3 separate regions of the Homo sapiens genome follow, and regions 1 and 3 are each linked to region 2. A link is a contact called in ENCODE Hi-C or POLR2A ChIA-PET data. All regions are on one chromosome and are shown on one strand. Each heading gives the region's core, a stretch centred on a gene start or an enhancer-like site at or near the end of the contact. The rest is flanking DNA. Distances are from core to core; before and after follow the strand shown.

Region 1 (4,851 bases), core at 403-2,902, 120 kb after region 2:
AAAAAAGGAAGCTTGATATGGCATAAACAACATGCTGCAGAGCCTAAATAAATGAACTGTATTGTACTTAGAAGAGCTATTTTGCTTCAGAATATCAAAGTTTCGGTAATAAAAGGCATTGAATATAAAAGAATGAATGGTAACAAGTTATTAGCTATTGTCATTATTTTATAGCCACTACTTTTTTAAAGGATGAATTTATATATATTTATATTTACAGTAGGACAATTTATTTAACCATTCTAACCCTCATTTTGTTCAACTATTAATATAAAATGGGAATAAAAGTACCAATTTTAGAGGATGTTAAAGTGCATTTTATTCTGACAAGGCAGCTGTTTGATCTGTTTGAATATGCATTTCTATGACACATGCCATAAAGTGCATGACTGTTAATAGCGTTTCTATAGTTCTTTTTTTTTTGAAATGGAATCTCGCCCTGTCGCCCAGGCTGGAGTGCAATGGCACGATCTCGGCTCACTGCAACCTCCGCCTCCTGGGTTCAAATGATTCTCCTGCCTCAGCCTCCCAAGTAGCTGGGATTATAGGTGCCCGCCACCATGGCCAGCTAATTTTTGTATTTTTAGTAGAGATGGGGTTTCGCCATGTTGGCCAGGCTGGTCTCGAACTCCTGGCCTCAGGTGATCCACCCGCCTCAGCCTCCCAAAGTGCTGGGATTACAGGCGTGAGCCACCGCGCCCGGCCTCTATAGTTCTTTATGTCTAGGTTCAGCGTATGCTAAGAGGCTAGGATCTCAGACTGTGGAGACTAAGGGTTTAGATTTTAGCTGAGCCACACAATATCATAACTTAAATAATAAGATATTAAAACAATGAGAACGTGTTGATACTTAGTTATATGGTGATATCTTAACTTTAAGTAGGTATCTACATTACTATTTTATCATCTACTTTCTAGTAATAGGAAATCTTTCATGTCTGCATAAATGGTGCATATTCCTTCTTAGCTTTAAGGTGGCTATTTAGTAGGTTTCCAATCTACTGTCAATAATAAAACCTGGTTTGGATGATGTACTATGATAAAACTTTCTTAACTAGAGAACATATGACTAAGACTAACTTTTTCTTGAGAACTTTCTAGTTTTACTATTTACTATTTATTTTTAAAGATCTTCACTTATTCAACACATATTGAATTATATTATCTATACATACATACACACATCTCTCTTTAATAATAATCATAAGGAATAGAAGTTATATATATATCCACATATACATATATGACTAAGAAAGTACTAATATAGGACTATCAGTTTCCCATTTACCTACAGAAATCAGAGTATAGACTTTAATATTTATATTGGCTATATTCCTAAACTGACTTTGTATCTGGCTGCATGCTATGTATAAAAAGTATTTCACCAGAATTAAGTACACGTAAAATATTAGATCACTGTCTAAAATGTATTCCTAGACTCTATTAATCTAATAAAGAAGTACTTTCCAGGAGACTGAGGTGGGAGGATCACTTGAGGCCAGGAGTTCGAGACCAGCCTGGGCAGCATAGTGAGACCCCATCTCTACAAAAATAAAAATAAAATTAGCCTGGCATGGTGGTGCATGCCTGTAGTTTTGGCTAGTCAGGAGGCTGAGGTGGGAGGATCGCTTGAGCCTGGGAGTTTGAAGCTGTAATGAGTCATGTTCGTGCCACTGCACTCCAGCCTTGGCAACAGAGTGAGACACTCTCTTAAAAAAACAAAAAAGTACTTCTTGTGCTCCTTTTGGGGCATATACAGGAAAAGAAATGAAAAAGTCCCATAAAAATTCAAGCTCTGTAACACAGGTTACTTCCTAAGAAAAATGAATGAACAATATCAATTGATAAAATCTCTTCACTTTTGTTATTATCAGGAAAGACTAAATCAGTACACACTTAGTAAATACAGTAAGGGGAAGAAACACAAACTTTACTGTTACACAATTATGTTTGCCTGGCAAGGAATGGGTACATGAACATGATCCGAGGGGCAATATGATCAGGCGAAGAGCCAAACACCTTAGGTTCTTGTCTAGTTTCTGTTACATAACTTCCCTGTGTTTCCATTTTTTTCATCTGTAATTGGAAAGAGTATTCTAGACGATCTCTCATGTTCCTTTCAATTCTAATACTTTATTCCACAAGAACAGTATTAATAAAGCTGAAACAATTTATTCTCCACCTGTCTTTTGAGCTATAAATTTAACAAGAACATTTCCAATTTGAATTAATCATATGATTAAAATAAATGTTTTCTACTCCTAGCCTGGCATAAACCATTTCTATCCTTGAGCAAAGAAAATAATTTGTATATATGCTTTAAAAGCTTAAATTAAGATTTTCTCTTTTGTCTGCTTTCACTTAAAAAAAAAAAACTTCTGGATAATCATTTCATAACATCAAACTTGACATGAGACCAAATTAAAAAAAGAAAGAAAAAGAAACGAGCCAAGTCTTATCTTTCCATCTGTCTATTAAGTATAAGAAGTTCCTCCAGCCCCCTGCAGGAACATTTGTTTTGTAGTTGTCAGTACTGACTCAGCTGCTATAGGTCTGCTTTTACCTTTCACTTTTTAGAGTAAAAACATTTATATTAATCAATCAAAAAGATAAATAGAGAGTGAAAGGGAAAACCATTGAAGTAGCAGCTGAGTTGATATAAACAGCTGTAAAAAACACTATAAAGAAAAGCCTTTTAAAATATCCAGAATAAATATTGACATCTGAGATGTATTAAAGATTTTTTCTTTTTCTTTTATTTTTACGTAGTAGCACTGGTTTTCCCTTTCACCATCTATGAATGCACTTTTTGGTTTGGATCACTGGACAAATGAGTATTGGGATTTCATTCTAATCTCACATTGATTTTAGAGATATTGCCAATCATATCAAATCACACGAGGTTTGGTTTGTCTGTTGGTGGTGGTGTTTTCTGTTTTTCTGTGCTCAAAAAGACACAGCTATGGAATAATAAGGGATGCTACAGGCCAGCATGGCGGTGCATTGGCAGAACTATGCAGAGGTTTGCACAGAATCTTCCTGCACAGTATATAGCTCCAGCCAGTGCTACTAAATCATCACTTTTTTAATACAAAATTCAGCCCCAACTGCTTTCAAAGTAGTAAAAATAAATGCTGAATCAACATCAGGAGATATTTTTGTTGTCAAAAAGCGAAAGTTAAGGGTAAAGCCAAATCTACAGAGCCAATAGTGACAGCTTCTACTGGTCCAAATTCGTAAAGGGGAATTCTGGAGGTTCTCCTAAAGTGGAAAGAGAAGAATAGAAAACAGCATTACAGTAAAACACTTTTGTAAGCTACGAAAGCTACATCTCACATTTTTTTGAAGTACAATTTCTATGTTCACCAGCATAAAATAACTGTGTTAATCTGAAGAGAAATATTAACTTCCAAAACAAGTTTTCTCTTAATTTATGCATTCTAGTTGGAAAAGTTTTGTTTAGACCTGTCATGTCATCAATTTTTAAAAATGAAAACACTTTTTAAAATGAAGAAATCTGACCTTGGGAGAAAATACTAATACTGCCCCTCATAAAACATGTTGATGTTTAATATCAACACACCTTTATTAGTTTCCTTTCACACAAATCTCACTTTTTTTTTTTTTCTGAGACAGGGTCACCCTCTATTGCCCAGGCTAAAGTGAGTGGTGTGATCATGGCTCATTGCAGCCTCAATCTCTCAGCCTCAAGCTATCCTCCCATCTTAGCCTTTCTAGTAGCGAGAACTACAGGCGCACGCTACCATGCCCAGCTAACTTTTTATTTTTGTTTTTATTTTTGTAGAGACAGAGTCCCACTATGTTGCCCAGGCTTGTCTCAAGCTCCTAGGCTCAAGTAATCCTTCTGTCTCAGCCTTCGAAAGTGCTGGGATTATGGGTGTAAGCCACTGCACCTGGCCATGAATCTCACTTTTAATCACAGCTTTTATGTATTATGTCCTTTGATATTTTTCCTTGTTGTTATTTGAATGGTATATACTGAAATATGCACTGAAGCAACAGAGAAAAAATAGATTTTAAGGTTTTAATAGGCTTTAGCAATGCCAAGTCATATGAAAATGAAAAATAAAGCAGAATAATTTGTGTTTTTAGATTTTATATTCAATTCATTATAACAAAAACATTTTATAACAATACAATTTTTTATGATCCCAAGTGAAATCCTTGTTATTAACTTGTTTGATTTTCCTTGCTCAGCTACACCATGTAATTAATGTCACCTTAGGCCAGAGTGTACTTAGCTATATTTACATGGCAGTCATCTCTCAGTGCTCCCTGACCAAACCAAAGGGAGTTACTGTTAAGACAGTCTAGTTAACCATCAACTAGGTGCCAACTCTATTTAGGGTCACTGTGGTGTATTATAAATCTCAGTGATTTATTAAAACTAATGAAGCTGATATGCCCTCCTTATTTCCGTTAGCTCTTTACTATTTAAGACTGTCAAAATTCTTGCTCAGCCACTATTTACATTAGAGCAAAATAAGAGAATGATTCTAATATCATGTTTGTATCTATATGACCCCAAAACATTCATGTAAAAAGCTTGCAGTCATTCATCTGGATCTCGTGCTTCTACAATGCCAAAGATTTAAATGCTTATAAAAACTTAGAAATTCTTTTTATACATTTTAGATGGACATTTCAGTATTTGTGAAAAAATTTCCCAATATGTCCAAATCAGCATGATACTGTATATTGGACCAAATGCAAATTAGCAAACAATGGGTGAGGCTTCTGAAAGGATAATTTTTCCAAACAACAGTATAATGGAAAGCTATAGCAGTTACCAATCATGTAAGAAACCACAGGTGAGTTGAGCTTTATTTA
Region 2 (4,472 bases), core at 1,470-3,969:
AACAAGCATTTGAATAACAAAAACAATAGAACTTAGCAAACATGGTGAAACTCCCATCTCTATTAAAAATACAAAAATTAGCCCGGCATGGTGGTACGTGCCTGTAATCCTAGCTACTCGGGAAGCTGAGGCAGGAGGATCGCTTGAACCCAGGAGGTGGAGGTTGCAGTGAGCTGAGATCACACCACTGCACACCAGCCTGGGCAACAGAGTGAGACTCTGTCTCAAAAAAGAAAACAAAACAAAACAAAAAAATAGAACTTTAAGGTGAGAAATGGGAAAGCAGTCCTGAATTGGTAGAAACCCTAGGCATATGGACAAATTGTTTATTTATTATTTGTTTGTTTATTTAAGAGTGATAATTTGCCAACATATTATTTTGCTAAATATTTTTAAAAGGATTATTGCAGCTGTAGAAAATATATAGAAAGCCATCTTAGGAAACTCTACCTCTTGCTTGCTGATATATAAATTGTAGTCAGCTTTTTCTTCTTTTTGTCACAACCTTTGGAGATTCCGGTAAAATGCCTCCTTCAGAATATTTCTGGGCATCCGTTATTTGTTTATTTATTTATTTTTTTTTTGGTTACATGAGTAAGTTCTCCAGTGGCAATTTCTGAGATTTTGGTGCACCCATCACCCAAGCAGTGTACCCTGTACCCAATGTGTAGTCTTTTATCTCTTGTCCCCGTCCTATCCTTCCCCCCAAGTTCCCAAAGTCCATTTTATCATTCTTACACCTTTGCATCCCCATAGCTTAGCTCCTACTTATGAGTGAGAATGTACAATGTTTGGTTTTCCATTCCTTAGTTACTTCAGTTAGAATAATGGTCTCCAGTTCCATCCAAGTTGCTACTAATGCCATTATTTCATTCCTTTTTATGGCTGAATGTTATTCCATTATATATATGTGTATATATACACATATATACCACAATTTCTCTATCCACTCATCGATTGATGGGCATTTGGGCTGGTTCCATAGTTTTGCAACTGCAAATTGTGCTGCTATTAACATGTGTGTGCAAGTATCTTTTTTGTATAATGACTTTTCTTCCTCTGGGTAGATACCCAGGTAGTGGGACTGCTGGATGAAATGGTAGATCCACTTTTAGTTCTTTAAGGAATCTCCACACTGTTTTCCATAGTGGTTTTACTAGTTTACATTCCCACCAGCAGCGTAAAAGTGTTCTCTTTTCCCCACATCCACACCAACATCTAATTTTTTAAATTTTTTGATTATGGCCAGTTTTGCTGGAGTAAGGTGGTATTACATTGTGGTTTTGATTTGCATTTCCCTTATAATTAGTGATATCTAGCCTTTTTTCATATGTTTGTTCACCATTTTTATATCTTCTTTTGAGAATTGTCTATTCATGTCCTTAGCCCATTTGTTGATGGGATTGCTTGTTTTTTTCTTGCTGGCTTGTTTGAGTTCCTTGTAGATTCTGAATATTAGTCCTTTGTTGGATATATAGATTGCAAAGATTTTTCCCACTCTGTGGGCTGTTTACTCTGCTGATTATTTCTTTTGCTGTGTAGAAGCTTTTTAGTTTAATCAAGCATTGTTTGGGCAAATTGTTACAAATCATTCCTGCAGGACTCCATTCAGCCTAGATAACCATACTTTTGGCCCAGTTCTCACAGAATTTCTACAGAAACCCTACCTCCTCAAAGTAATAAAAAGTTTGCATTACAATCGGACTAATATCAAAGAAAATAAAAATAACAATTGGGCTAATTATAATGATTACCTACATAGCTTTCTCCATTAACTAACTCACAACAGCTCTGTTAAGTAGTCAGGACAAATATTACCACCCCCGGTTCACAGCTGGAATAATAGTACTTGCATAATAATAATTCTTGAGGGATTCTTAAATGCTGGCACTGTGTTAATTTCTTTATATTCATCGAATATCCCCAATAACCCTACAGGTAGATACTATTATTTTCCCCATTTTCAGGCCAGGTAATTAATGAAGCTTAAAAATGTAAGTACCCTGCCCCCAGGAGTGCATAATTATTAAGTAGCAGAACCAATGCTTATATTTAAATCAGAAACACTCAGAAGTAGCATAAGAATTTAGTAAAAACGAAACACACCCTCGTGCAATCCGTATTATGTGGCCACGTGCCTACCAGGGTCAGCTGGATGGTACTTGTCTGCTAGAAGTGAGTCGAGGCAGAAGAATCAACACAGGAGCTGGAAGGGCCTCTGGAAATCAGCTGGGGACTAGAGACAGGTGTGCAGCCCTCGGTTTACAGAGGCTGTGAGACCAAGAGAGTTCCAAGACCTCCAGGAAAACATCTCCCTGCTAAAAGGCTTTCCCAACCTTTAGAAATCTATTCATTTTCCCCACTTTCCATCCTCTTTCTCTTGCTATCTCTTTATCGCTCCTCCTGCCTTCTTCCTTTCTTTCCTTCAGTAAACGTTTTTTGAAACGATGATGAGCAAAAAACGCCTGATCCAGTCTATGGCGCGTTTCGGTGGGAAGATGAACACGCCTTCCCAGCAGAGTAAAACGTGATTACACCAAGGACCGGTACCCTCTCCCTTCCCTCGGCCAGGTCCACGTCCCCAGGCGTCGGAGAAGGGGTTGGACCGCGCAGCGGGGCGTCAGAGTTGCCAGGCGCCCGGGGCAAATACCGGCAGCGGTGGTTGTGCGGTGTCCTAGCAACGGGGCGGCAGCAGGGCACACACACCGCCCAAGCCCGGACGGTGGCCGCGAAGCTAGGGCCACCATGGCGGACCGCAGGCGGCGGCTCCGGCCGGGGACGTTGGCCCCGGTGCGCGAGGGCGTGAACTGCAGGTCCAGGTAAACACTCAGCGCCCGGGCCGAGGGCGCATCCCACGCGGGCCGCGCGGGGGCGCCTGGAGACCCGCGCTTGCTGGGGCGGGGGCGAGGGGAGAGGTCCAGCCTGCCTTCCCTCCTCAATGCTTCCTGTACGTACAACATAATACGCTGAGATAACCAACGCTTGGCGCTGCTCTTTGCAAAGGATTTTTCCTGCTGTCATCCTCACAACCCCCGCCTCCCACGCCCCCAGGGATGTAGACTAATATCCCCATTTCTGATGGGAAAGTGATGGCCGCAGAGTCCGCTGCGGAGGCTGGTGCCCTCCTGCTAGCCACCCACCCTTTTCCGGCCTAGCCAACCAACTGTTCGCCAGATGCCCCGGGGCGCCTGGAGCCCTGTATCCGATGTTAGGCATCTGCTGCCCCTGGAGCCTTTGGTATCCAGATGGCGGCTGTGGCCAAGTGGAGCCCAGGGTTGGGGGAGCGCCTGGGGTGCTAGGGAGGTCTGCTAACATTTTGTACGGTTGTGGTAGCCTCAGAGCAGGAACAAGAAGGTTTTTGCCTTTACCGACTCCTTGACAATCTTTTGAGAATGGAATTCGTCTGTCTTGGAGACAGCACGATGTGGTGGTGAAGATTCCAAAGTCTAGAATCAGAAAGGCTTGAGTAGAAGGCTAGTTCTCCTCTTGTTTGCCTGGTGACCTTAGGCAAGTTGGTTGCTCCTTCTGGGCTCACTTTCCTAACTATAAAATGGGGCAATAACTTAGGAATCAGCTTTCTAAGATTGTCGTGAGGATTAATGGAGATAGCACATGTAAAGTTGTCACTGGCACATAGAACGTATCGTGTACATGTTAGCAATTATTCATAGTTGTTTCTAGCAGTTATTCATAAGAGCTTCTTTGGGAAGCTTCTCCCCCCCATTTAAAAATTTTGTTTTGAAATAACTGTAGGCTCACCAGAAGTTGCAGAAATAGTACAGAGGTCCCATGTACCCTTCCCCTAGCTGCTTACAGTGGTACCATTTTACATAACGATAGCACATTGCCAAACCAGGAAACGTCATTGGCAGAATATGCTAATTGAACTAGAGACCTTACTTGGATTTTATCAGCTCTTACTTGCACTCAGGTGTGTGAGTTCTGTAACATTTGGTCATATGTATACATAAAGATACAAAACTGTTCCTTCCCCACAGAGGAACTCTTAGTATTACCCCTTTGCTGTCACTTCTTTTCCCACCCCAGCCTTGTCAATCGCTAAGCTGCTCTCCATTTCTGTAAGTTAGTTCTTTTGAGAATGTTAGATAAACAGAATAATACAGTATGTAACTGTTTGAGACTGGCTCTTTTTCACTCATCATAAAGCCTCTGAGATCCATCCAAGTTGTGTGTATCAGTAGTTCATTTTTGTTGCTGAGTCGTGTTCCTTGGTGTGGATGTACCACAGTTTGTTTATCCATTCACTTGTTGAAGGACATTCAGGTTGTTTTGGACATTCCAGTTTTGGGGCTAATATGTAGAAAGCTGCTATCGACATTTGTGTACAGAATTTTCTGAGAACATACTTTTTCATTTCTTTAGGATACATGTCCGGTATCCTTTTGCAATTCTTAAAGAGGGAAATATCCATATATCATGTACTAGTGTCTGTGAAAACAGTAAATATTTAG
Region 3 (4,247 bases), core at 253-2,752, 72 kb before region 2:
CATAATATCTCTCAGTAGGAGGCTCTCCTGAAATTATTTCTAGAAGGGAGGTTCAGTCAGGGCTTGACAGGAAATCTGTGCTTCCTCTGGTCCTGTGAAGCTGTATTCCTCTGAGACAGGACCCTCTAGGGAACTCCTGCCTGGTCTGCTTCTCCCGAATGATGCATTCAGAGTTGGTGAGGCCCTACTTTTAGGACTCCTGTCTCTCACACATATAATTTTTTAAAACTTGCTCACAATTCTATTTTAACAATTTCTACGTTTTATATAACCTTGAAGGCCCAGGGACACAATTATTGCTGTTTGCCATAAAAACTGGAATGCTACAGGATTACATGAAGAGGGTAAGACTCTTGAACAGGCAGAGCCAGAAAACAGCTACAAATTTAAAGCTGAGGAGACCCATCACAATCCCAGAGCACACCCCTAATCTAATCCTCTTCCTGGGGTTATTTTATCTTTTACCAACTTCCCAACTATCCACTGCACTCCAGGGTTTTTGTTTTTGTTTTTGTTTTTGTTTTTTTTTTGGCTTTTTTAGACAGAGTCTTGCTCTGTCACCCTGGCTGGAGTACAGTGGTGTAATTTCAGCTCACTGCAACCTCTGCCTCCTGGGTTCATGCAACTTACCTGCCTCAGTCTCCTGAGTAGGTGAGATTACAGGTGTACATCACCACAGCTGGCTAATTTTTGTATTTTTAGTAGAGATAGAGTTTTGCCATGTTGGCCAGGCTGGTCTCAAAGTCTTAACCTCAAATGATCCACCCACCTCGGTCTCCCAAAGTCCTGGAATTACAGGCATTAGCCACCGCACCCGGCCTCAAGTTTTTTTTCTTTCCAAAAAACACTCCATTTTTCACACACTCTATAAGATAACTTAACTCTAGGCAATTTCTAGAAGAAACTCAAAGTTAATCTGGCTTGGGGTGCCCCAACCCACTGTCAGCTAAAAAAAGAGGTTCTGAAAAGAAAAATCTACTTACCTCATAGAATAGGCCAAAATAGGGAGAGATATCGGGCCTGAAAACATGGATAAGGGACAAGATTTCATCTTTGTAGCCCCAGAGCAATTCGTCAACTGTGTGAGTCACAAAGAGCTTCTGCTGATAGGCTTTCAACATGGCCTCGATGATCTCCCTGAGGAAGTGCACCTGGGACCACTCTATGACAGTCTGCGGAGCAGAGGTATATTAAGACAGCAGCATCCCCTCCAAAGCACCTCCATCCACTCTCTCCTACTACCCCATAGCAAAGGGGGTTGGAAATATAAATGTAAAGGTTGAGATTAAATAGCTGAAAAATCAGGCAGTGAGCTCCTTTCTGGCTGCATATGGAAGACAAAGCCTCTTCTCTGTCCTTTCCCAGTACTGCATTTTGTAAGTGTAATATTTACAAAGAGACCATTTGCAGGCTCTGAGTTATCCAGACACCACAAAAGGGGAAAAGCTCTTGTAAACATGTGGGCATCTTTGGCCACAAGGTGGCGCTACCTTCCGCCTAAGCAGGGCCAGAGGCTCATTATAAACCCGACCTACACCCCTGGGACTAGGTGGCAGGGACCTCATACTGTCTAGGTCCTGGGTCCATCATCAGTGTCCAGCTGCATATGGAGCGGTCACCTAGGGGTTAGGGTGGGAGAGTCGGCAGGGGTTGGTGTAGGTGAATTAGAATGTTTACTGGGCCAGCCCAGGAACAGTGGTTCACGCCTGGAGTCCCTGGCCGACACAGGAGGATCCCTGGAGCCCAGGAGGTAGAAGCTTCAGTGAGCTGTGATGGAGCCACTGACTGCACTCCAGCCTGGGCGACAGAGCAAGACCCTGTCTCAAAAAAAATTAATAATAAATAAATTAATTTAATTTAAAAAAAAAGAAAGTCTCATGGGTCTCAGTATAGAATAGATGTAGAATAGGTGTCGTTATTAGGTAGAATTACCATTATAAACAGAGCCCACTGAAATCACAGTAGGCTGCCAGTCTATTGATTTCTGGTGTCAATTTATGAATTTTGAGAGTATAAAATCCAACATAAAAATCTGAAGTAAGAAATGGTATACAAATTTCATTGCTAGAATTTCTGAATGAAAACAAGGGGCAAATAAACATTTTTAAAATTATTAGCTACCAAAAAATCCTAGGGGCATATTTATTTGCACAATTGCTAATCCTGAACACCCAGGAAGAAATTATGAAAACAAATCCTAAAATCTGAATTTTGTCATCATTTGAAAAGACCTTATTTGATACATCTTAGAAAAAAGTCCAAGATGTACTTTAAAGAAAAGAAAAGAAGTATTTTTCTTTTTATATATGTATATTTCAACATAACTTAATGGCTCCTAAATGTAAAATCATAAAGAGCATTAACTTAGCTTTTTCCTTTCTTCCAAAATCCAACTTAATGGTATTAAAATGCCTACTTACCAATACAGGAATATTTAATGTTCTAATTAAGTCAATTTTAGGGTCTCCAACAGATTGGTCTCGTTCAAAAACATAGGCCTTGTTGCTAACAGCAGATATTGTTGTTCCATTATCTCCAAATTGAATATTTGCTTTGTTTCTGAGTTCCCTAAAAGAAAGAAAAGGGTTTTATTTGAAAATAGACACCACTTTAATAAGCAAGACTTTTCCTTTCTTTCAGCATCCAAGTTATATTTTCAATATAACATTCCCAATATAACATTATATAGAGACTGCAGCTACTAAGCCTTAAAAAGCTGGAGATCGAAGCTATAATGTGGGAAGGAAACGAGGCCTAGGATAGAGTCTTCTCAAAAACTTTGTTTTCCTTCTTTTCTTCCCTGATTAGGGAGGTGCAATAGTTGAGGGTCACCTTGACCGGGAATCAAAGCCGATGAACTCTCTCCTGGGTTATGGTTTGGTCCTGAAGTATTTTCAAAATTTTCAGTTTGGTTCACAGATTTAGTTTGAATTTCAATTTGTTTACCAATGTCTTCTTGTTTCTACATTGAATTAAATTGAAATTTTATTTTAAAAAATAATGCCCAAGGCTTAGTAAATTACAGGAGTTCACTCCTGTTTCTTTTTTTGAGATAGGGTCTCGCTCTGTTGCCCAGGCTGGAGTGCAGTGGCATGACTACAGCTCACTGCAGCCTCAGCCTCCTGGGCTCAAACAATCCTCCCACCTCAGCCTCCCAAGTAGCTAGAAGTACAGAAGCATGCCACCACACCCAGCTAATTGTTTTATTTTTTTGTAGAGATGAGGTCTTACTATGCTACCCAGGCTGGTCTTGAACTCCTGGACTCAAGTGATCCTCCTGCCTCGACCTTCCAAAATGCTGGCATTACAGGCATGAGCTACCACACCCGGTCTCTGTTTCTGATATACAGCACAGTTTGGTTCAAGTTAGAGCCCCCAAATGAAGCATTAGAAAGTTCTTAGAAAGCGCCTGGTGCCAGGGCTGGGCCTAGAGTCAGTGTGAGTGATGTAAGAGGTGCCTAAACAAGTAGTAATCAAGATAAATAGTTTAATGCACTATTTATTAAAACCAAAATTTATGCCAAAAATTTATGATGAACAAAATTTTAAATAAAAACAGAATCTGATCTTTTGTTCATCAAATGCCTCACACTAGCCCTAGCCCTAGCCCTGCCTGGTACATAGTAGGTGTTCAATAAATTCCAGTGACTTTTGTTTCTTTCCCTTTGCTTATCTTTCCTTCTTCCTAAACCAGCTAGGGTTATTATGTCTGACATGGTAGCCACTAGTCACATGTGACTACTGAGTACTTAAACTGTGGCTAACTGGAATTGAGATTTGCTGTAAGTGTAAAATATATACAGAATTTCAAAAACAGTGCCAACCTTTTTTTATATTGATTATATATTGAAATGATGCTATTTCAGTTATAATGGGTAAAATTAAAATATATTATCAAAATTAATTTTACCTGCTTCCTTCTACTTTTTAAAAAATGTGGCTACTAGAAAATCTTAAAATCTTAAATTACACATGTGGTTCATGTAATATTTCTATTGAACAGAGCTAATTTAAGAGCACAGGTTAGGAAGGCATTGGCCAGCTGGGCTACCCACACCTCCTCTGAGGCCTTTCCCAACCATAGCAGCACAGGGATTTTTCTCACCCACCTGTGGATGTCCGTACATGTCTTTAGCATTCAATTAGAAACTTCTGAGTGACATCATTTAGATTGTGAAATTATCATGTAGCCTCAGGTAGACTGCAAGCAAGCTGAAGGCTGAAACTGGTACGTAAAAATGCGCCTC

The links. Hi-C counts contacts between places; a loop is a spot of excess contacts on that map. ChIA-PET counts read pairs that join two places held with the same protein, here RNA polymerase II (POLR2A). Pooled maps may share reads with other maps.
Region 1: a loop to region 2 is called in a map of endothelial cell of umbilical vein, with 4 times the contacts of the local background. The contact joins the enhancer-like site here to the promoter of FAM47E in region 2. A Hi-C loop is called at or near these places in 16 of 168 maps with a recorded cell type or tissue (CD4-positive, alpha-beta memory T cell, Caco-2, Calu3 and 11 more), 6 of 37 single-sample maps with no recorded cell type and 20 of 50 pooled maps. POLR2A ChIA-PET finds 5 or more read pairs at or near these places in 1 of 52 experiments (MCF 10A).
Region 3: a map of gastrocnemius medialis shows a loop between it and region 2 (5-fold over the local background). The contact joins the enhancer-like site here to the promoter of FAM47E in region 2. A Hi-C loop is called at or near these places in 51 of 168 maps with a recorded cell type or tissue (CD4-positive, alpha-beta T cell, CD4-positive, alpha-beta memory T cell, CD8-positive, alpha-beta T cell and 29 more), 21 of 37 single-sample maps with no recorded cell type and 46 of 50 pooled maps.

The regions. Positions count from the first base shown.
Region 1 is chr4:76,372,444-76,377,294 of GRCh38, forward strand. The region is part of intron 9 of CCDC158 (coiled-coil domain containing 158); the gene reads right to left. Among named protein-coding and RNA genes, the nearest start is that of CCDC158, 46 kb to the right of the region's middle. Within about 2 kb of position 1,653, at least 2 of the 41 ENCODE cell types and tissues checked have a DNase peak (open chromatin) inside an H3K27ac peak, as active enhancers do; they include endothelial cell of umbilical vein, where a contact is called at or near this core.
Region 2 is chr4:76,249,002-76,253,473 of GRCh38, forward strand. FAM47E (family with sequence similarity 47 member E) reads left to right here and starts at 2,720. Exons shown (of 8, transcript NM_001136570.3): 1 at 2,720-2,819. The coding sequence starts at 2,746. It overlaps FAM47E-STBD1 (FAM47E-STBD1 readthrough), which reads left to right and starts at 2,720. Exons shown (of 7, transcript NM_001242939.2): 1 at 2,720-2,819. The coding sequence starts at 2,746. LOC105377286 (a long non-coding RNA gene) reads right to left here and starts at 2,676. Exons shown (of 3, transcript XR_938897.4): 1 at 2,107-2,676.
Region 3 is chr4:76,178,534-76,182,780 of GRCh38, forward strand. SCARB2 (scavenger receptor class B member 2) reads right to left here. Exons shown (of 12, transcript NM_005506.4): 3 at 2,421-2,568; 4 at 984-1,172. Among named protein-coding and RNA genes, the nearest start is that of NUP54, 32 kb to the left of the region's middle. RefSeq lists a silencer at 1,535-1,594. Within about 2 kb of position 1,503, at least 4 of the 41 ENCODE cell types and tissues checked have a DNase peak (open chromatin) inside an H3K27ac peak, as active enhancers do; they include dorsolateral prefrontal cortex, gastrocnemius medialis, heart right ventricle and 1 more, where a contact is called at or near this core.